Regions from separate parts of the Homo sapiens genome. Here all the other regions are linked to region 2. The links are chromatin loops, found by intact Hi-C in ENCODE. Cell type or tissue: endothelial cell of umbilical vein. All regions are shown on one strand. Each heading gives the region's core, and the rest is flanking DNA. Links, peaks and the distances in the headings are about the cores only. Region 1 holds the start of MID2 (midline 2). Region 2 overlaps MID2 (midline 2). Region 3 has its middle 45 kb from the start of PRPS1.

Region 1 (7,556 bases), core at 1,240-6,239, 67 kb after region 2:
TCTACTAGCAGCCGAGCCCCATGGCCTAACAGCAAGGATATTACCAAGATTCATAAAGATTGAATGGCAGACACACACAAGACCAAGCAGGTATTTCCAAGAGCAGCCATTTGAGACATATTCTGTGCCCACAGCCCTGTCTTCACCCTTTTAAGGGCTCTGTGTCCCTGTCTGAAAAGACAGAGCTTGAGTTCTATGGGATAGAATGAGAAGACAACATTCTCTCCTCTTCACCAAGCCAATGAGGTTTGCTGAATGATGAAGACAGACATACTCCTTGTGTAGTTCCCTTGTCAATTATTGTGGTGTCAGCAGATTTTATGGGAGGAGGGATGAAGGAATGGACAGGCTCACTACTCAGAGCAATATTTGGATGCAATTGTGAGACTCCACTGGCACCACTTTAGGATCTGCGAGTTGAAGCAAGTTTCCCTGCTCTTAGGGAAGGGATTAACTAAATCAGTTTTATCTAAATCAATTTGCACCATTCAGATGATATGTTCATAAAGCAATCAAGTCACTCTGATTTACAGGAGTACTTCCCAGAGGTGGCCTTGCAGGGTGCAACATGCCAGACGAGAATTCTAGTAGTCATGAAAACAAATAAGAGGGACACAACCACCCTTTCATGTCCCTAGCCTCTACCCATGTCCTGCACAGCCCCTCCCTGACCTAATCCTGGAGTTGCAAGTATGGAGTTTGGCGTGGAACAAGCAGGAGGCCAAAATACTGGGCTAAATCTGGGGCCTCAGCCCAATCAGCAGAGGTCCTCTGCACATTATAGGTGCTTAATATTGTTGACTCTGCTACTAGGTGCTAATCATGCTTATATAGCCATACCCCAAATTATTTATGACACTTTTCATTAGAAGCTAACAAACTGCCCCCATATAGGCTAAAAAATGGGTGAGGTTATGTCTTCAAATTAGTCTGACTCAGATTGTTAGGTTAGAGTGCATTAGAAATGATTCAAGCCTCAACTTAAATTGATCATTATTACTCTGTATGCCTAGTTGCATGTATGTTTTCATTCAGTTGAACATGTATTGGAGAAAAACCAGATTTAGGACCTACGTACAATGATACGATTTGGCTCTGGGGGTGGGAAGCTAAAGGTTTTCAGTAAGCTAAGATTCCTGCTTACACCCAGTCAATCCACTAACTCAGTAAAAGGTAAAGGAAGTGCTTTCTTTGAAAAGTATAATGTTGGCTGGGTGTGGTGGCTCACACCTGTAATCCCAACACTTGGACTTGGCAGGTGGATCCCTTAAGCTCAGGAGTTTGAGACCAGACTGGGAAACATGGTGAATCCTGTCTCTACAAAATATTCAAAAATTAGCCGGGTGTGATGGTGTGTGCCTATAGTCCCAGCTACTAAGGAAGCTGAGATGGGAGGATTGCTTGAGCCAGAGAGGTCAAGACTGCAGCAAGCCATGATCACACCACTGCACTCCAGCCTGGGTGACAGAGCGAGACTTCGTCTCAAAGGAAAAAAAAAGTATAATGCTGAGGGTTTACAGAACCCTTTCATCTTCAAAGGACCAAGTCAAGACTAACAATACCCAGTACACAATATTATAGCTTTTACACAAGTGCACCAACTATGAAAGAAAAGTCATAGGAATGTCCTAAAGCCATAAGCCAATGTATCATCATATTTGGGATGAACTCTGATCTTCTTGACTCCTGGACCTGTGTTTTAACCACTACATTAGCTATTCTTGCATTGCCTTAAAGAAATACCTGAAACTGGGTAATTTATAAATAAAAGAGGTAGGCTGGGCATTGTCGCTCTCGCCTGTAATCCCAGCACTTGGCGAGGCCCTCAGACAGCTTGACCTCAGGAGTTCCAGACCAACCTGGGCAACATGGCAAAACGCCATCTCTACAAAAAATACAAAAATTAGCTGGGTGTGGTGGCATGCACCTGTGTTCCCAACTACTTGAGATGCTGAGGGAGAAGGATTGCTTAAGCCCGAGAGGTGGAGGCTGCAGTGAGCTGTGAATGTGACACTGCACTCCAGCCTGGGTAACAAAGCAAGACCCTGTCTCAAAAAAAAAAAAAAAAAAAGAAAAGAAAGAAAGAAAAGAAAAGAAAAGAGGTTTAATTGGGTCATGGTTCTGCAGGCTGTACAGGAAGTGTGATGCCAGCATCTGCTTCTAGGGAGGACTCAGGAAGCTTACAATCATGGAGGGAGGCGAATGGGGAGCAGGAGATTCTCACACGGTGTGAGCAGAAGCAAGGGAGAAAGAGAGCTGGGGGGAAGTGCCACACACTTTTAAACGACCAGATCTCAGGAGAGATTACTCACTATCACAAGGACTCACAGTCAACCAAGGTGATGGTGCTAAACCATTCATGAGAAATCTGTTCCCATGACGCAGTCACCTCCCATCAGGCCCCACCTCCAACACTGGGGATTACATTTGTACATAAGATTTGGGCAGGGATAAATATCCAAACTATAACAAACACATAAATCAAGTTGTGAGGAGCAACCAGGAAAAATCTAATTCACATTACATATCCATGTTAAGTTCATTGATTGGGCAAGAATATATAAAAATAGCAAAGACAGTTTCTCCCTCAGTACAGTCATGAGAGGAGACAGACAGGGGGATGTGAGGGTCGGGGGTGGGCAGGGGGAAGCTAACCATCTGGGGTACAATGAAACCACTCCCCAAACAGAAGAAAAGTAGGGGAGGAGAACTCCCTATTCAGCAACTCCCTTCTATTGGAATATTGCCAGAGAACTGATTAGAGTACTGGGACGGAGCAGAATGGGGTTAAAGGCAGCCCTTCTGGCCCAACTTGAGAATCAGAGGGATCAACCCACACACAGTACTTCTCTATTTAGTTTCCAATATATTCCTTTATAAGGGCTCATCCTCAGAGACACACAACCATCACCATCTATCCGCCCCACACTCAGAAATCCTCAAAAAGGCAAAGTGGTTGAGAAGTAAGATGCTGCATGGCTGGGAGGCTGGGAGTGCACACGTTGATGGGGAAAGGCTGGGGTCCAAGGGGCTCTGCTGGGGGATTTGGGTAGGCAAGTAAGCGTTGTGACATAGGAAGGTGAGTGATCCTGAAAACGGGTAGGGGACCGTGGAAGAGAGAAAGTAAAGAGTACAACGACTGCAGGATTTCAATTTCCTGCTCTAAGAAGAAACACCTCTGAAAAATAATGTGCAACACACGAAGTGCTAAGTAACCTAAACCTTATCATCACCAGTAATGTTTCTGTAAATCTACTCCGCCGTTATTTACTTAATTCTTACAAGGCAGGAATGGAAAATCCCCACTCTCCCTGGTTGCGTCGCAGTCTGTCCTGTGGACATATGTAAGTTTTCCCTCTCCCCCACAGAGCTGATTTCACAGCTAGGCCAGAAATAAGGAACCATCCAGACGGAGACTCGAGGATCGCTCCCTGGCAGAAAAGGGATTAAGTTTCACCGGGCCTCCCCGCCGGCAGGGCGTCCGCAGCCACGCCGGCTGCTGCGACAGCACCGCCCGGCAGACGGCCGGCCAAGGGGCGACGCCTGGGCCGAGGAGGCTGCCGGCTGCGGGAGCGTGGGAAGGCGGCCGTGCCCTTTCCCAGACTCGCGCCCAGGCGCCGGGGGATTCGCTCGACTGCCCGCGCCGGGCCCGGCCAGGCTGCGCAGAGGCCTCGGCCGCCCCCGCCCCGCACCCCGGAGTGCAAACTCCGTCCCAGGAGGGCAGTGGCAGGAACCCGGGCCCCAACAGCATGACTGAGAGCCGGAGCTGAGCTGGGGCCCCCGTCGCCGTTTCGAGCCTCGCGGGCCCCATCACCCTGCCTCGCCGAGCCGGAGAGCCCTCGGCCAACGCCGGGCCCCGGCGGCACCTGAAAAGCGGCCGGAGCCGGAGACTAGCCCTGCGAGGGCTACGACGCTCGACCTCCAGGGCCGCGGCGAGGGGGCGCGTTTTACCCATAGCGTTCCCAGGTGCCAGCCATCTCCTCCGCTCGCTCGAGGGCGCTGGGCTCTCGTCTGCCTCCGCAGCGGGTTGGCTCGGGCTCCGGCGCGAGCTCCCGGGCCCCGGTCGCCGCCGCCGCCGCTACCACTGTAGGCCGCCGCCCGCCTTCGCCGCCGCTGCCGCTACCGTCGCCGACGCCGCGCAGCAGCCGGGATCCGCCAGCCCGCGCGCCCCGCAGGGGACAGCACGGCGGCCGCGATGCTACCGCAGCTGGGCCTCCCGAGCTAAACTTAAGAGTTTTCGCCCCTCAGTCCAGGGGCAGCACCATGACACCACGGCAGCACCACACTGTCATTTCCGCCGCCGCAGAGGAAAAAAAAGGCAATCCCTTCCAAAAGGGAGGCGGAGTGGGGGCAAACGGGGCTGGGGCTGACACCCCAAGGGAGCACTGGGAAGGGCCCAAGAAGAAGGGGTGCTCGGCCACCTTCCCAGGCTCACCTTCCGCCGCCCCCGCCACTCCCAGCTCCCCCAGCCCTTCCTCTGGAGGCACGTTTACATGTCTTCTCCCCTGGCAGGAGTGACCGGAGAAACCTGAGCAAGCAAAGGCAGCCGGTGGGTGGGGCTCGGGTTACTACTGTACCTACCAGCTGATTCCAGCAGCCTTTTCTCCAGCGCCCTGTCATCTTGAAGGAAGACACACCGAGAGGGACCCGGACGGGTGTGCGTGTGTGTGTGTATGGTGTGTATGTGCGTGTGTGTGTGTGTGACAGAGCGACAGAGATAGCTAAATGTGTGTGAAATGCAGAAGGAAGGCTATGGCTAAACTCTTCTCCCACTCCCCAATCCCCCTGTCCCCCAACCCCACAAACCCCCAGGTTAGAACAAGAAAGAGGCCTTTGCAACGGGTAATAAGAAGAGAGAGCCGGGTCCACCGCAGAGATCCTCCCTATGAAGCTGCTCTATGCAAAGTTAACTACAGAGTAAAACAAAAATAGTGGAGGAGATAGAAAAGGGCAGACAATTGAAGGAAACCGAACCTCTCTTTCTTTTTACAAAAAAAGAATGGCTGTGTTTTATTGGCCTCGGGCAGAAGTTGTGGAGGTGGATTAAAACCATCAAAAGAAAAAAAAAAGTAGGATTTTTCTTGTACCTTCAAATTGTTGACCAGTAAAACAAGAGGGTCGTTACCACATGGACAATGAGGCAGATGCTAGCTATCCAGCTATTCCAGGTCCCTAATAAGCTAATTGGTCCATTTGGAATCCAGCATCCTCCCATTGGTCTGGAATCAGCCTGTTTGCTGACCTGTCATTGGCTCAGAGACCACCACCCGACTCAAAAGGTGGATGGGAGAGGGAAAGAGCAGGAAGCCCCATAAGAGACTCTGTTTCTAACTTGGGGCAAAAAGGGAGAAGAAGGGGAAAGAAATGAGAAAATGGGAAGACTCACCCCAGCACACACACACACACGCCTCCCATCATTGTGCATAGGAACAAGTCCAGAAAAATTGAGGTATCTCTTGGTATATCCCTTCAGGGAACCAATAGTAATCAGTCAACACTCCTGTTAAACAATGTGCTAGAGAGCACTGAGGTGGAAACCAAGACAAAAGTCACAACCAGGCTCTCCTGATGAAAGTCTGGCCCCTAAGAGAAGTAAAAGTTAGTGAGTCACACTTAAAGCACAGGCAACAAAAGCAAAAATAGGTAAATGGGACCATAAAACTTTCAAACATCTGCACAGGAAAGGACACAATCAACAGAGTGAAAAAGCAACCTACAAAATGATAGAAAATATTTGCAAACCATATATCGGATAATGTGCTAATATCCAGAATGTATAAAGAACTTCTATAGCTCAATTAAAAAAAAAACTCTTAAAAGTGGACAAAAGACTTGAATAGACATTTCTCCAACGAAGATATACAAGTGGCCAACAGGCATATGCAAAGATGATCCACATCACTAATTGTTAGGGAAATGCAAATCAAACCCCAATGAAATATCACTTCACATCCATTAGGATGGTCACACACACACACACACACACACACACACACACACAAAACAAACACACAGGAAAATACGGCAAGGTGTGGTTCACACTTGTAATCCCAGCTACTCAGGAGGGGATGCTGAGGCAAGAGAGTCACTTGAGACCAGCAGTTAGAGATCAGCCTGGGTAACATGAATAGAACGTGTCTCTACAAAAAATAAAATTAGAACAGAAAATAATAAGTGTTAAGGTTGTGGAGAGATTGGAACCCTTGCACACTATTGTAAAAAGGTACAGCCACTATGCAAGGGAATGTAAACTGGTGTAGCTGCTATGGAAAATAGTATGGAGGTTCCTCAAAAAATTAAAAATAGAACTACTATATGATTAAACAATCTTACTTCTAGATATATATCCAAGCAAATAGAAAACAGGATCTCAAAAAGATACTGGCAAACCCACGCTTACAGCAGCATCATTCAAGAGGCAGAAGCAAATTTAATGTCCATCAAGAGATGAATAGATAAAGAAAATATGGTATATATACACAAGGGCATATTATTCAGTTTCAAAAAAAGAAGGAAATCCTGTCACATGTTACAAAGTTGATGAACCTTGAGGACATTATGCTAAGTGAAATAAGCCAGTCACAAAAAGACAAATATTCCATGATTCTACTTATATGACTGTCTAAAATAGTCAACTCATAGAAACAGAAAGTAGAATGCTGGTTGTCAGGGACTGCGAGGAGGGAAAAGGAAAGAGTTGTTCAGTGGGTGTGGAATTTCAGTCATGCAGGATGAGGGGGATGTTCTGGGGATCTGTTGCACAACAATATGCATGTGGTTGACAATATTGTACTGTACACTTGAAAATTGTTGGAAGGATGAAGTTTATGTTATGTGGTTTTTGGCACAAAAAATTATTTTTTTAAAAGTTAATGAGTCAGAAGTCTGCTGAATCCAGCCTGATAGAAGAGGGGATAAATAAGATATGTAGTCATTAAAATAATTACATATATGCATTTGTATGATAATACATATATATATATATATATATAAAACAATCTCAGATATTATGAAATGAAAAAAGCAAAGTGCAGAACTGTGTATGATTTCCTACTATTCGCATACAGAAGCAGGCAGGTATATGTCTATGAATGCTTGTATGAGCATAGACTCTTCTGAAAGATACCTAAGAAACTGGTTACACTGGTTGCCTGGGGGTCAAGCATAGGAGGAAGTATTTAACATTGCATATGCTCTTTTGTATTGTTTAAGTTTTTTATAATATTCATGTATTACCTTTTCAAAAACAATTACGAGCAAGGAGCCTAGAGACAGAAAGTAAAGTGGAGGTTACCAGGAACTGAAGGGAGAGGAAATGAGGAATTATTATTTAAAGAATACAGAATTTCTGTTTGGGATGATGAAAAAATTCTGAAAATAGTGTTATGCAACATTGTGAATGTACTTAATGCCACTGAATTTTGCACTCAAAGATGGTTAAAATGGCAAATCTTGGCTGGGTGCAATGGCTCATGCCTGTAATCCCAGAACTTTGGGAGTCCAAGGCAGGTGGATCATGAGGTCAGGAGATCGAGACCATTCTGGCCAACATGGTA
Region 2 (7,556 bases), core at 1,263-6,262:
CTCTCTCCTCCCACCCTCACACTCTCTCACACGCACACACATACACACACATCACTACCACTAGCACTAGCATCATGATCACCACCAGCACTATAGCCCTGTTATATCAGGAAGTTTCAAATGTACAAAAGGAAGAGGAAGAAGAGACAATCTTCTTTTTTGTTTTCTAAAGGTAAACACTGCAACATTTCAAAGATGGTCCTTCCAGCTTTACGTAAGTATGACTAAATGAAGCAGGGATTTAAAAAAAATTGGTTATACCTGTTTCTTTAGATTTGAGGGAGGGTGGTCACTTAAAGGAGCAAGAAATAAATGAAATTATTAATAGAATTTTTAGTCACCTGTACTGGAGTAACTACAGTTTAGCAAGCAAAAAAAATACTGAGACATAGTTAAGGAATCTACAGCTTCAGTGTGTAATTTTTTTGGCCAGGGAAGGGGTGAGGGATTAGGAGAGTAGAGGTAGCTGGGAGATTGGCTGTTAAAGTTAGAAAAGTAGTGTGGATGGGGAGGTGGCAGCCAAGCCATTTCTAGAAGTATAACTATCGTAGTGAATTGGGCTCAGGGACTCATGCTACGTGAGGCCTTCAGATAGACAATGACTGACAGAAAAGTTTTCTATCTGCTTGTGGGAGGAGTACATAAGAGTTAATACTTTTATAGTGCTAACCACATGTTAGGCACTATTCTAATTGCTTCATGTATTTTCACTTGTTTACTTTTCCCATTAACCCCATAAGGTAGGTACTATTATTACCATTCCCATTCTATAGAAGAAACCGAGAAAACATAGAGGTTATGTAACTTGCCCAAGGTCATATAACTAGTAAATATCAGAGCCAGGATTTGCACCCAGGCAGTCTGGCTCATGTCTATGGTTTTAACCACTGTGTGTATGCGTGCGTGTGTGTGTGTGTGTGTGAGAGAGAGAGAGGCTGTGCTCACAAACATATACTTCTTTTTCCTTTAGAGTTGCCTCTCACGACAATCACAATCTCTAGAGTTAACCATTGCAAATATTTTGTGTATTTCCTTCCTGACTTTTGAAAAAAAATAGTACCTGTATAGAAATGCATAATACAACATATTTTAAAAGCATAGACAGTTCACACACATATATATACACACATATATTTTGTATGTACTTTACTCTATGTCTAACTAATAAAAATAATGGAGACAGAGCGTGAGGACAATCTGCTTCATATACATGCCTTAGGAATGGCATTATGCCATGTGGCCATTCTGTGTTGATTTTGGAGTCCTTTCTCCTCAGGGAACAGACAACCAAACCTTTATAGCCTTAGGCTTAGTTACTGTCTCCCCCATATTCTCTTTGTAAGCAAAGTAACTGTTTATTTTTTATTTTTTTAGACGGAGTCTTGCTCTGTTGTCCAGGCTGGAGTGCAGTGGCATGATCTCGGCTCAATTCAACCTCCACCTCCCAAGTTCAAGTGATTCTCCAGCCTCAGCCCCCAAACCCCCCCAACCCCGCCGAGTAGCTGGGACTATAGGCATGCGCCACCATTCCCGGCTAATTTTTGTATTTTTAGTAGAGATGGGTTTCATCATGTTGGCCAGGCTGGTCTCGAACACCTGACCTCAAGCGATCCATCCACCTTCGGCCTCCTAAAGTGCTAGGATTACAGGTGTAAGCCACCAAGTAACTGTTTGGAACATGGAAGAAAAAGGTGGGAGATATAACCTATGTTTTTCATCTGGTATTTTATGTACATAGCTATAAAATTTTTTGTGAAATGAGGCAGAAACCTCCTTTCTATCTCGTCAGAACCATGTAATTAGATCTTAAAAAGACTGAAGAAATAATCGATTCCTACTCCATCACTTAAGAGACAGAAATATGGGGCCTAGAGAGGGGAGAGGCTTATCCAGCATCACATTGCTACTAAATGACAGGGCAAGGCTTGAGCCAGATCTTCTGAGTCCTATCCAGTGTTCTTTCCAATCTACTGCTTGTTTTGTAAAGCATGGCACTTGCTTATAAATCCCTCTGAAGAAATAAAACTCTCTAGCTCTCATCCTTGTGTATTTACCCTAGAAATATGAACATTTATGTCCACACAAAAACCTTACACGAATGGTCATAACAGCTTTGTTTCTATTAGCAAAAAACTGGAAACAACTGAAATGCTCTTCACCGTGGGCACATATAAACAAATTGTAGAATATTCACATAGTAGAATACTACTTAGTAATAAAAAATAAAAAACTATTGATGTACACAACAAATTCAGTGGCTCTCAGGGCCATTATGATGAGTGACATAGCAAATCACAGTATTTTACATACTATATGATTCCATTTACATAACATTCTAGAAATGAGAAAATTATAGTAATGATGAACATATCAGTGGTTGCTGGGGGACAGATGTGCCTATAAAGAAGTAGCACAAATGAGTTTTGGGGGGATGATAAAACAATAATGTCCTAATTACAGTGGTGATTACAAGAATCTATAAATGTGATAAGATTAATAGAACTATCCACCCCCCCCCCAAAAAAAGTTGAGTGCATGCAAAAGCTGGTAAAAATCAAATGAGGTCTATAGTTTGCTCAATAGAATTATTGTACCAATGACAGTTTCCTAGTTCTGATAGTTGTGTGGTTATGTAAGATGTTAACATTAGAGAAGGTTAGTTAAATGTATGTGGGAACTCTCTGTATTATTTTAGCAACTTTTATGTAAGATTAAACTTATTTTTAAAAAGAAAAAAGAAAGAAAACTCTCTAGAAGTCCCATAATGTTTTAGGCAGGCCTGGTCAACCAACATTTCTGTAGTTTTCTGAAGTTCTAATATATCTTCAGGCCTTTGCTCAACTGGCGTTCTCTCTCTCTCTCTCTCTTTCACACACACACACACACACACACACACACACACACACTCACCCCACTCTGTAACCTAGTTTATTTTTATCCGTAATACTTATAATCCCTAATAAAAATATGTTTGTTTATTGTGTGTCTCCTCCCATTAGAATGTAAGCTCCTTAAGTTTAAGCACTTTTTGTTCACTGTATCCCTAACACCTAGAATAGTGCTTGTCACACAGTAAATGCTCAGTAAATATTTGTTGAATGAATGAATGTGTGTAGGCATTGAAATAAAGGTATTATGAAAAAAGGTATTGTATACTATGTTACATTTCTTTATTACATGAGACAAATTTCTCTTTCATTTTATTTTTGCACACTCAAAATAGTTTTATCTGTTGTGTCATTTAAATATTGTTTTCTGAATTATGAAAGATTTGGAGAGACGTTGGAATAACAACACCTCTAGGAGACCTAGGAGATTCTAGGAGACCACATATTCTGAAATATTTCCTTTCCCTGTGTTAAAATAAATAAAAAGTTGCCTTTCCTAGGTGCTTTACTCACCTGGGCTTTACTCACCCTTATGATGCATAAAAGATTGTACTTACAACATCTGGCCACCAGATGGCAATGTTTATCCAAATATCCTTTCTCGGTACCTATTCGTGTACCAAGCCATGTGCTGGGTATAAAAAAAAAAAGGATAGGACACCATACTCGGCCTGAGAGCTTAGTCTGGTGGGGAGACAAATCGGTATATAGAAGTGCTATGATGAAAGTATGCACAGGTTACCCTGAAGACACAGAGGAGGAACACCTGAACCAGATGAGGGAGGCAGGGAATGAGGCTTAGAGCATGGGTGATGGCTTCTTAAAGGAGGTGAAGGCTGAGCTGAGCAGTACTCCTACAGATGGAAAATCGAAGGAGTGTAAGTTCTGTGAAGACAGGTGCGACGTCCACCATTATGTTGCCAGTGCCTGGCCCAATGCAGAAATGCGCTTAAATATTTTTGGAATGAATGAACAGCATATAAAGTACAGATGGCAAAAGGACATCATTAGATGTGCTAGTACTTTATATTATTTTCAACTTTCAGAATAACTCTTCAAAGTACATACTATCATCCTATTTTTTAGATGAATAAAATGAGGTTCAGTGTACGCAGCTTATAAAACAGAGCCAGACAGACTCAAGTCTATCACTTTTCTTTCCACTTACTGTCTCCCAGTGAGCATATTACTATTAATAAGTCAACTCATATTCTGCTTAAAAGGACTTGGAAAAGTGCTTCACAATATTGACATTCCTCCAAAAACAAGATAAAATATATCTACTTAATCGTTCCTTTTTAAAAGTTTTAAATTGACTTGTTTATTTTCATGTTAAAAATAGAATCAACTAAAAAGTTAACATAATGGTATATTCTCAAATCAGCTACCCGATTTCTTTAAGTAATAATGAGACATATACATGCCTTTTCAAGACAGGTTAAAGAATCAAATAGCAGACTGTTAACCTGAGATATTAACAAAATAAAAACATTCTAGTAATATTTCAGCTAATAAGCAAAATTCATAGTTTCATAGTCTAGCAGTAAAAAGAAGCACTGACAAAGACTGTGTTTTTTACACGAAGTGAGAAGATCTGTGTAATACTACATTATAGGATCAAAAGGACATTAACTGTTTTACTGTTTTATAATGTTTATGGGAGATATTTCAATAATAGCACTGTTTTTCAGAAAGCCGTAAGAACATGAAAGATTATAGACAGACATCACTCTTACCATGGAGGATACACCCAATTCTTGAAGCAGTCAACACTCATTTATGTGGATACATTACAGGTCATTTCATATTACCATTGAACAAATTTTACTGTTATTATGTGCTAGGCATTTTAGTAAGCACTTAGCAATACACGAGATAGATAAGGCCTCTGCCATCATCTCGTGAATCTTATAATGAGCAGGGAAGCAGATACTGAGCAGTTACCTGTTTGAGGAGTGCTACAAAAGAGGTTTATCACGTAAAAAGGATAATCTTTGGGTGCTTATAAGATGGGGATTTAACCAACAGTTGTCAAGTGGGGAGCTTAGATGGTCAAGGAAGGCTTCCTAAGGATGTGATATTTTTAAGGAATGAATGAGAGTTAGCTAGAGGAAGGGGAGATTCACAGCAGAGAAGACGAAGACAGCAAAAAGGTCTGGGAGACCATGCTAGAGAGGTAGGTAGGGGCCAGATCATAATGGGTTTTAAAGGCAGTGGGGGAACCATTAAAGGGTTTGTGGTAGGGAGTGACATGACAGGTTTTGCATTTTACAAGTTCATTTCCACAGCAATGTGGAAAATGGATAGGAGGGGAACAGGATGGGCCAGAGAGACCAGTTAGAAACTGCAGTTTCCAAAATGATTGTGGCATGGCCATGGCTGCTACCTTCAGGAAGCTTCTAGTCCAACCAAGGAAACAGCCTGTAACCAAGAAATTCCTTCATGGAAGAGCAAGCAGTCTAATAGAGGTTTGCACAGGCTGTTCCACCCAAGTTCATGTGACTAGTGGGTGACAGAGCCAGCAGCAGAACCCAGGTTTCCTGATTTCTAGTCTAGGGCTTTTTCCAAGGCCATCCTTTTCACTGCCTTCACAACCAAGGAATTATGGAAAGGGAGGAGAACAAAGCAAGCCAGTGAATGTTTCCGCCTTCTTAAGTCTCAGATCAGATTGTGGGGAGCATTTAGCCACTCTCTGTACTCAAGTCTGACATAAGCACTCCTCCCAAGACATTTGTTTCTGAGGGATGGATTCACCATCGTGATACTCCCTGTATATATACAGAGCAAGGAATTTCTACTGGGAGGGCCAGGGAAATTTGAACTCTCATAGCTAAGGTCGAAAAGGGCATTGTTATGAGAAAGAGGTCATTCTTTCTGAGACAGGGAACTCTGGATGACAAAAGGGAAAAAATCTGATTCCAGGCAGACAGAAAACAGTCTGATTCCAGCCCAACAGAAGAAGCAAGGGCCCAAGTAGAAGAGTGAAAATAGCTGAAGAAGAGCCTATGTTGCTTCTAAGCTGAGGGAGTAGAGAAATAGGAAGTACCAGGAAAGAGCCTGAAAGACAAGGACCAGAGGAATTCTGTTTGTAAGCATCAGAGGGAAGGGAAGCCTCAGAATAATAACCAACGCTGAACTCTGTGACTGGGCAACAAAGAGGTCTTGAGAACATATTTCCAGAGGTCTCAACTACCTTGTGAGTCAAGAAATAAACAAAGGGGTTTCTACGGGGAAAACCCCAAGGGGGTCAGAGGCCCTGATTAGGATGGGCTGGGCGCAGTGGTTCACACCTGTAATCCCAGCACTTTGGGAGGCTAAGGCGGGCAGATCACTTGAGGTCTGTTTTAGGCTCAGCCTGACCAACATGGTGAAACCCTATCTTTATTAAAAATACAAAAAATAGCCAGGCATGGTGGCGCATGCCTGTAATCTCAGCTACTCGGGAGTCTGAGGCAGGAGAATCACTTGAACCTGAGAGGCGGAGGTTGCAATGAGCTGAGATTGCGCCACTGCATTCCAGCCTGGGTGACAAGGTGAGACTCTTTCTCAAAAAAAAAAAAAAAAAAAGGTATAAAACAAACAGGAGGATGGAGCCAAGATGGCCGAATAGGAACAGCTCCAGTCTACAGCTCCCAGCGTGTGTGACGCAGAAGACGGGTGATTTCTGCATTTCCAACTGAGGTACTGGGTTCATCTCACTGGGGAGTCTCAGAAAGAGGGTGCAGGACAGTGGGTGCAGCGCACCGAGCGTGAGCCGAAGCAGGGTGAGGCATCGCCTCACCCAGGAAGCTCAAGGGGTCAGGGAATTCCCTTTCCTAGTCAAAGAAACGGGTGAGAGACAGCACCTGGAAAACTGGGTCACTCCCACCCTAACACTGTGCTTTTCCAATGGTCTTAGCAAACGGCACACCAGATTATATCCTGCGCCTGGCTCAGAGGGACCTAATCCCACAGAGCCTCGCTAATTGCTAGCACAGCACTCTGAGATCAAACTGCAAGGTGGCAGCAAGGCTGGGGGAGGGGCACCCACCATTGCCGAGGCTTGAGTAGGTAAACAAAGCAGCTGGGAAGCTTGAACTGGGTGGAGCCCACCGCAGCTCAAGGAGGCCTGCCTGCCTCTGTAGACTCCATCTCTGGGGGCAGGGCATAGCCAAACAAAAGGCAGCAGAAAACTCTGCAGACTTAAATGTCCCTGTCTGACAGCTTTGAAGAGAGGAGTGGTTCTCCCAGCACACAGCTGGAGATCTGAGAACAGACAGACTGCCTCTTCAAGTGGATCCCTAACCCCCGAGTAGCCTAACTGGGAGGCACCCCCCAGTAGGGGCAGACTGATACCTCACAAGGCCGGGTACTCCTCTGAGACAAAACTTCCAGAGGAAAGATCAGGCAGCAACATCTGCTGTTCACCAATATCCACTGTTCTGCAGCCTCTGCTGCTGATACCCAGGCAAACAGGGTCTGGAGTGGACCTCCCACAAACTCCAACAGGCCTGCAGCTAAGGGTCCTGACTGTAAGAAGGAAAACTAATAAACAGAAAGGACATCCACACCAAAACCCCATCTGTACGTCACCATCATCAAAGACAAAAGGAAGATAAAACCACAAAGATAGGGAAAAAACAGAGCAGAAAAACTGGAAACTCTAAAAATCAGAGCGCCTTTCCTCCT
Region 3 (7,556 bases), core at 1,118-6,117, 220 kb after region 2:
ACGAAATGTTCTGTCTTTTTGTGGTTGTAACCTCTTTTCACTTGGAATGACTTGCTATGTCTGGACGTTGATCAGGGCTGCTGCTCTAAGACGCTCTCACGCAATAATAAATTACCCAGTAAGCCTTGGTGTAAGATCTCCTCCCCCGCCCCCGCCCACTTTTTTCTCCTCCCCGTCCTCCTCATCCCACTGGAAAAGTCGCTGTGGTTGGTTCTTAGGCGGCTTCCAAGCCCATGCTGATCAGCATCACTTGCCTCTGGCCACCCTCCCCTGTGACCGGCAGCACATGTCGCCCCACGCGGCCCCGGCTTGGGGAGCGTAAGGCATGTGGGCCTCCATGCGGCCGCCAGACGAGGGCGGGACCGGGACGCTTCGCCCTGCCTGGGGCTCCTGGTGAGTTCCGGGTGACTGGAGTGGGGACAAGAGGCACCAGGGAAGGACGTGAGTTCTTTAGATTTTCCAAACGCCTCTGACACATGTCCTCACTCAAAGCTGCCCAAGAAAACAAAACAAGCTCCGCTAACTAGGGAGGCGGGAAAAAGTGGGGGAGGCAATGAAGGTTTGGCCTCAGAATCCCAGAACTACAGTGGGATGAGGGGTGGGCAGGGAGGAGGTGGAGAGGCAGGCAGGGCTGGCCGCCCTGGCACAGCCTTGGAAGCCAAGCTTTGGGGTTTAGAGGAGAGCAGGGGTCAAATGCCTGAGAGCCTGCCTAGGCAGGTAAGGGGAAAGGGGAAAGTGGCCAGGGTACAAGAGGGTGGTTCTCAAAATTGGCTGCAAATTATAATCACCTGGGGAGCTTTTACAAATCCGGACACCCGGGTCTCACCTTACACCAATGTTATCAGAATCCCAGGGGGTGAGACCTAGGCAGGAGTGTTTTTCTAAACTCCCCAGGTGGTTCCAATGTGCAGCTGACTCTGAAAACCAGCAGTGCAAGAGCTCGCTGCTCAGAGCTGGTCCCAAGCCCGGCAGCATGAACCACAACTGGGAGCTTGTCAGAAATGCAGAATCTTGAGCCCCAGCTGGGATCTACTGAATCAGCATTTGCATTTTAAAAATAACAGCCCTATTAAAGTATCATTCACATGCCATAAAATTCACCCTTTTAATGTGTACAATTAAGAAGTTGTTAGTATATTCAGAATGTTGTGTAACCACCACCTCTATCTGGTTCCATTTTCATCACTCCAAAAAGAAACCCCAGACCCTTTAGCAGTCAGTCCCCATTTCCCTCCCCACAGCCATGGGCAACCGCTGCTGTACTTTCTGTCTCTAAGGATTTGCTCCGTCTGGATGTCGCAATTACACACATTACGGTTTGCAAAGCACTGGCATGAAAAACCCTCTAAAACAAACGGCCCTTACTCCCTTCCCACAATCATTGCCATGCAGCCATGAGGGTCCAGAGTTGCTAGATTCTCTGCTTTTTTGCAAAAGAAGCCAATATGTGGATTTTTATGTGAAATCTTCCACTTTTTAAAAGGTTGGCAACTAATTCAAATTTATGGAAAACACTGTTCAGGCCAAACAAAACCTGCCCAAGGGCTGGATTCAGTCTGTTAGCCACCAGTTTGCAACTTCTGACAGTCACCAGGTTCTTCCCAAACCCACCCAAATCCTTTCTACTCCAGCCATAGTCTTTCTTTTTGTTCCAGTTTCCATGAGTGTGGGAAAATTACTGCTTAGTAGCCTCCTTATAAAATCTTCTCATCTTATTTCTCCCTTCTCCAAATGGACAGCCAAGCATTTCTTGAGGACCTACTATGTGCTTAGTGCTTTATATATTTTGTGAATCACTTAAATCTTCACAACAACCTTTAGGGCAAAGATTATTACCCAAGTTTTAAAGACGCAGAAACTGGAGCTCAGAGAGGTTAAGTAACTTTCCTGATGTTGCACAGCCACTAAGTGACAAAGCCTGAACTCTTTCCGCCTCACTACACTGCCTCTACTTCACCAATCTCTGCCCCGAGGCCCCATCTTTCATCTTTCTTCCTATTCTGAGCCTTTTCCCTTTTCCCCAGATGATGGACATGGCTGTCTGATGAAGACTCTAGACTGTCACAGAGCATGGTCTCAACAAGCTTAGGACCCATGTTTGCTGGGGAGAGTCTCAGCTTCAAACACTCGGGCTTGTTTCCCCATAAGTACATTCATCCTTGTCAAATATGTGTCCTGATCTTTGCTTTGGAAAATGTGGTCCACAGAAGTGAGCTGTGCTCTATTTTGACGCTGAATCTTACTCAGCTTGTGGTCAACTCCCTCCTTCACTTGGTGTTTTCCTTGTTTATTTGTGTCGAGCCAAATTATGTTGTTAGGTTTTGTCACTAACGAACCCCTTGCACTCATCCCTGCTGAATTTCACCCGGGTTTCACAGGACCTTCTTCCTCTAACCCGTCCAACTGGAAGTCCCTCCCCTCTCTGCTGTGGGTTTGGCCCCCCTCCCAACCTTCTGTCATTTTCAAGTCACTTCAGGCTTCGGAAAACTGTCTCCACCCTCCCAAAAGGTCCCATCTGGTTTCCTCCCTTCACTGCTCTGGAAACCCTACATAGGCCTCCCTGACTGGGGGAGGGAGGGCAACCTCCCTGGGAGGAGGGGCCTCCCTGAGAGGGAGTGGGGTGGGGAGGACAGGTAAAGGGAAGCAGAATCTGCTCCCCTAAATTGGTTGGGGGTGGAGGAGGATCTGGATGTGACTGGGAGTGTCTGCAGGCTGTAGCCTTTGGCTGGAACCTCTCCTAGGCCAGCTTCAGACTTAATCTGGTCCCAGGAGGGTGTCAGGGGTCCATGGACCTCTTTTTCCGATCAGAGGGATCCTTAGTCCTGGGGGACCATTTGGCAGAAGGTCCTTTAACTCAGTCCTGGCCCCTGAGTACACCCCGTTGTCTGAGCACTGCAGGCTCCCAGGCTGGTTGCTAGGTGCAGGGCTCAAACAATGTAGTGTGACAGTTCCGCAGCCCACCTCAGGGGCCTCCCCAAGCCACAAGGGTGTGGTTTGCAGTCTGGGTACATTCTGTACCCTCACTCTGGGGGCGGGTTTGTGGTTCCAAGTGCTGTGCAGCCGAGCCCCGCCCATGCCTTTCCTCTCCAGCTACAAAAACAAGCTTGACACCAAGAGGGGAGGAATTGAGAAAATAAAAAATAATAATAAAAAAAAGGCTGTTACTGTACAGCTGGTCCCTGGAGACTCCAAGGTGGCCCCGCCCCTTCCCCTTCCTCTGAAGGTTTCCCATGGGTGGAAGGCCAACAGTGTCACTGGATGTCTACTGCTGGTTCTTTCCTTCCCTTCCCATGCATTTGAATGGCTGCCTGAGCCACAGAGCAACAACCTAGAGGAGATGCCAAGCAGTGCTCTCTAGGGACTTGCTGCCACTGTCTTCCCTAGAGCCCCTGAAACAGGGCTTTCCTTTCTCTGCCAGCACTAGGCATCTCCACATTCCTCTGGCCATTGCTCTGACTGCTAGGTTCTCGGGCCTCTGCACCTTCATCGTTATTATTAGCATCGTTATATCAGCTACCACTGATTGAGGGCCTGTACGGTACTGGGTGCTTCCACCCTTTCACCATTTAATAATCACTTCATGAGGTAATCCTAGCTGATGCTTATCTCACACTTACTATTGTAAGTGCTTTGCACATCTCATTTAATCCTCAACAGTTTTGAGATGGGTCCCTGTACTGTTTTACAGCCAAGGAAACTGAAGCACAGAGAGGTTAAACACTGTGGCCAAGGTCATACTCTACTAAGTGGGAGAATCAGGATTTGAACCCAAGTCCGCTACACTTGAATCGATGATCTTTCTGCTGGACTGCCTCCATTTCCCCCCAGACAATCCTGAAAACTGGATACCTTCTATCAGTTTTTTCACTGGAGAATAGGCTAGCTAACTTGGACCTCAGAGGAGAGGACAGCTCCCTGGAGAATCTGGAAGAGGCAGGAGCGAAATTTGCTCAGTTGCAGGGATTCCCCAGGACTCCCTGGGAGTCAGGCCACACCCAGTTGCTTCTGCTGGGCTGGCGGTCTGTCTGCTCTGGAGTGGGGTGGGGTGGTGAGGTGCACACCACACACACACACACACACGCACGCACGCACGCACGCACACACGGAGGGAGGGGGGAAAGGGAGATGGGGTAGGTGAGGAAACTCACCGTCCCAGAGCTCTCTTGCCCCCTCTTCAGGCAATAAGCTCTCACTGCTGTTCCTGTCCAGGTGACCAATTTTTGCCATAGGAGGCCCTATTTTTAGACCTCAAAACCCACCACCAATGTCTGGGCTGCAAGCTCAGTGGACCAGGCTGCTGCACGGGCTGTTTTGTTTTTGTTTTCGTGGTGTTTTAAAATTTTTTACCATTTGAATCTCTTTTTTTTTTTTTTGAGATGGAGTCTCTTTCTGTCACCAGGCTGCAGTGCAGTGGCACGATCTTGGCTCACTGCAACCTCCACCTCCTGGGTTCAAGTGATTCTCCTGCCTGCCTCAGCCTCCCAAGCAGCTGGGACTACAGGCGCATGCCACCATGCCTAGCTTTTTTTTTTTTTTTTTTTTTTTTTGAGACAGAGTCTCACTCTGTTGCCCAGGCTGGAGTGCAGTGGCACGACTTCAGCTCACTGCAAGCTCCCCCTCCCAGGTTCATGCCATTCTCCTGCCTCAGCCTCCCAACTAGCTGGGACTACAGGCACCCGCCACCACGCCCAGCTAATTTTTTTTTTTTTTTTGTATTTTTAGTAGAGACGGGGTTTCACCGTGTTAGCCAGGATGGTCTTGATCTCCTGACCTCATGATCCGCCCCCCTCAGCCTCCCAAAGTGCTGGGATAACAGGCGTGAGCCACCGCGCCCAGCCTAAAAATTTTTGCCATTTGAATCATTTTTAAGTGCATAATTCAGTGACAATAAGTACATTTACATTATTCTGCAACAATTACCACTCTCCACCTCCAGAACTCTTTTCATGTTGCAAAACTCCATACCCATTAAACAATAATCCCCCCCACAAACCCGCCCCCAGAGTGAGGGTAGAGAATATACCCATTCTCCCCTCCCCCTAGCCCCTAGTAATCACCATTCTATGTTCTGTCTCTTATGAATTTGACTATTCTAGGTCCCTAATATAAGCAGAATCATGCAATATTTGTCCTTTTGTGTCTGGCTTATTCAGTTAGCATAATCTTCATGTTGTAGCATGTGCCAGAGTTTCTTTCCTTTTAAGGCTGAGTAATTGTCTACTGTATGGATATACCACATTTTGTTTATCCATTCATCCATTGATAGACACTTAAGGGTTGTTTCTACCTTTGGACTATTGTGAAGAATGCTGCTGTAAACACATTGGTGTACAAGTATCTGTCCGAGCCTCTGCTTTCAATTCTTTGGGGTATATACCTAGGAGTGGCTGTTGGGGCCGTTTGCCCATTCCCGAGGCAGCCTAGTGGTCTGGCCCCCCTCAGAAGAAAGTTGCCTTCCCAGCTTTCTGCCCCAGCTCTGCTTTGTCTCTGTGCACACAACAGCACCTCTTGGAAAAGCACCTTCTTTCACCCCACCCTACCCCCCGACCCCGTCACCAATGAGTCCCAGCACCAACTGAGTGGTGACTGGTGACTGGTGAGCCTCTCTGGGCTTCCTGTTCTATTTTTCTACCCAGTGTACTTATGGTCACATTCCCTCCCCTTGAAGACCATGTCAGTCTCTGGTTGCCCTCTTGTCAGCTCCCCAAGAGCCAGGACCACAGCCGCAATGGACTTTTAAAAGTGGGAGACAGGGCCGGGCGCTGTGGCTCACGCCTGTAATCCTAGCACTTTGGGAGGCCGAGGCGAGCTGATCACCTGAAGTCAGGAGTTTGAGACCAGCCTGGCCAACATGGTGAAACTCCATCTCTACTAAATATACAAAAATTAGCTGGGCGTGGTGGCGTGTGCCTATAATCACAGCTACCTGGGAGGCTGAGGCAGGAGAATCACTGGAACGTGGGAGGCAGAGGCTGCAGTGAGCCAAGATCATGCCACTGCACTCCAGCCTGGATGACAGAGCAAGACTCCATCTCAAAAAACAAACAAACAAAAAACTGGGAGACAGTGTGGTACAGCAGTTAAGGGCAGGGGCTCTGGAGCCAGACTGCAAGGGTTTGAATGCTGCCTTGTCTAACACCAGGCAAGCTACTTGACCTTGCCATGCCTGTGTCTCCATCTGTAAAATGGGGATAATAATAATATTTATCTCAAGTGGTTATTAGGAATTAACTGATATACACAAAGCCATCAATGCAGTACCTGGTACATAGTAACGGCTAAATAGCCAGACACAGGCACAGTGGCTCATTCCTGTAATCCCAGCACTTTGGGAGGCCGAGGCAGGTGGATCACTTGAGGTCAGGAGTTCAAGACCAGCCTGGCCAACATGGTGAAACCCTGTCTCTACTAAAAATACAAAAATTAGCCGGGCGTGGTGCTGCGCACCTGTAATCCCAGCTACTCGGGTGGCTGAGGCAGGAGAATCACTTGAACCCAGGAGGCGGAGGCTGCAGTGAGCCCAGATCGCGCCACTGCACTCTAGCCTGGGTGACAGAGCAAGACCTTGTCTCAAAAAATTAATAGCCTAAATAAATGGCAGCTGTTATTTGTTAAGTCCTCTTTCCCTTGCTGCTTCTTTGACAAAAAACATGAGGTAGATAGTGGGAGCCACCTCAGCATGTTTTTCAGGGAGGATTGCTGATGAATTTGCAGACTTCCCTCCCCACTACCCCCCTTCTCCCTGTTGATAGTCTTCTTGGGTCATTGCCCCTCCACCTGTGTGAAATGCTTTTATGAAGTTAGTGTAAACAATATAAAGAATACAATGTTTGTTTTCTTCACTCTGCAGCTCCACACATTGTAGTGATCGTGTGCTCATTACCTGGAGGTCCTGTTGTGCTCCCACTCAGGCCAAATATGGTTCAAGAAGGCTGCCAACACCAGCTGGCTTTGAGAAGCCTGTCTTTCCCTTCAGGAACTTGCTAAGTTCAGAAGGGATACATTGTTTATATCTTTCAGGGTGGGAAAGAAGAAGCCAGGCTCAGTGTATTTCTTTCTTATCAGTAAAGATAGCCATATCTAGTTTGTCCTGTTGGTTAAAGTACCATATTAATAGGGTCTATTAATAGGGTCAAGTTCATCACTTCAGTCTACTGGGCCATTCTCCAAACGTTGATTGGGCACCTGTTACAAACCAAGCACTGTGGCATACAGAGATAAACAAAATAAGATAGCTGTCCTCGAGGCACCCAGGCCAAAATAATGCAATTCTCTGAGCACTCTGAGTTTGAAAAAGCCTCCCACTGGCCAGGCGCAGTGGCTCACGCCTGTAATCCCAGCACTTTAGGAGGCCAAGGTGGGTGGATCACCTGAGGTCAGGAGTTCATGACCAGCCTGGGCAACATGGTGAAATCCCATCTGTACTAAAATACAAAAATTAGCTGGGTGTGGTGGCTGGCACCTTTAATCCCAGCTACTCAGGAGGCTGAGGCAGGAGAATCACTTGAACCCGGGAGGTGGAGGTTGCAGTGAGCAGAGATCGCGCCATTGCACTC

What was found. A loop is a pair of places that touch in the nucleus more often than their neighbours do. Peaks named below come from ENCODE experiments on the same cell type or tissue, not always from the same donor. Only the 100,000 strongest peaks of a DNase experiment are listed, where the experiment ranks them.
Region 1: it touches region 2 in a loop (4-fold over the local background); 3 of 110 quality-filtered maps call a loop at or near these places.
Region 3: it touches region 2 in a loop (6-fold over the local background); 24 of 110 quality-filtered maps call a loop at or near these places.

The regions. Positions count from the first base shown.
Region 1 is chrX:107,822,826-107,830,381 of GRCh38, reverse strand. MID2 (midline 2) reads right to left here and starts at 4,516. Exons shown (of 10, transcript NM_012216.4): 1 at 3,952-4,516. The coding sequence starts at 3,955. RefSeq lists silencers at 3,699-3,748, 3,909-4,098. In endothelial cell of umbilical vein, for the core only: no CTCF peak of the experiment used is centred there; DNase peaks (open chromatin) are centred at 3,291 and 4,541; H3K4me3 peaks cover 2,310 bases; H3K27ac peaks cover 1,730 bases.
Region 2 is chrX:107,890,179-107,897,734 of GRCh38, reverse strand. The region is part of intron 3 of MID2 (midline 2); the gene reads right to left. It overlaps LOC101928335 (a long non-coding RNA gene), which reads left to right. Exons shown (of 4, transcript NR_110395.1): 4 at 1,375-3,138. Among named protein-coding and RNA genes, the nearest start is that of MID2, 68 kb to the right of the region's middle. RefSeq lists an enhancer at 3,518-3,567. In endothelial cell of umbilical vein, for the core only: a CTCF peak has its summit at 3,458 (motif pointing right); a DNase peak (open chromatin) is centred at 3,474.
Region 3 is chrX:107,669,671-107,677,226 of GRCh38, reverse strand. No RefSeq gene overlaps it. Among named protein-coding and RNA genes, the nearest start is that of PRPS1, 45 kb to the right of the region's middle. RefSeq lists silencers at 813-872, 4,040-4,089 and an enhancer at 3,086-3,285. In endothelial cell of umbilical vein, for the core only: a CTCF peak has its summit at 4,182; DNase peaks (open chromatin) are centred at 3,186 and 4,146; H3K27ac peaks cover 2,249 bases.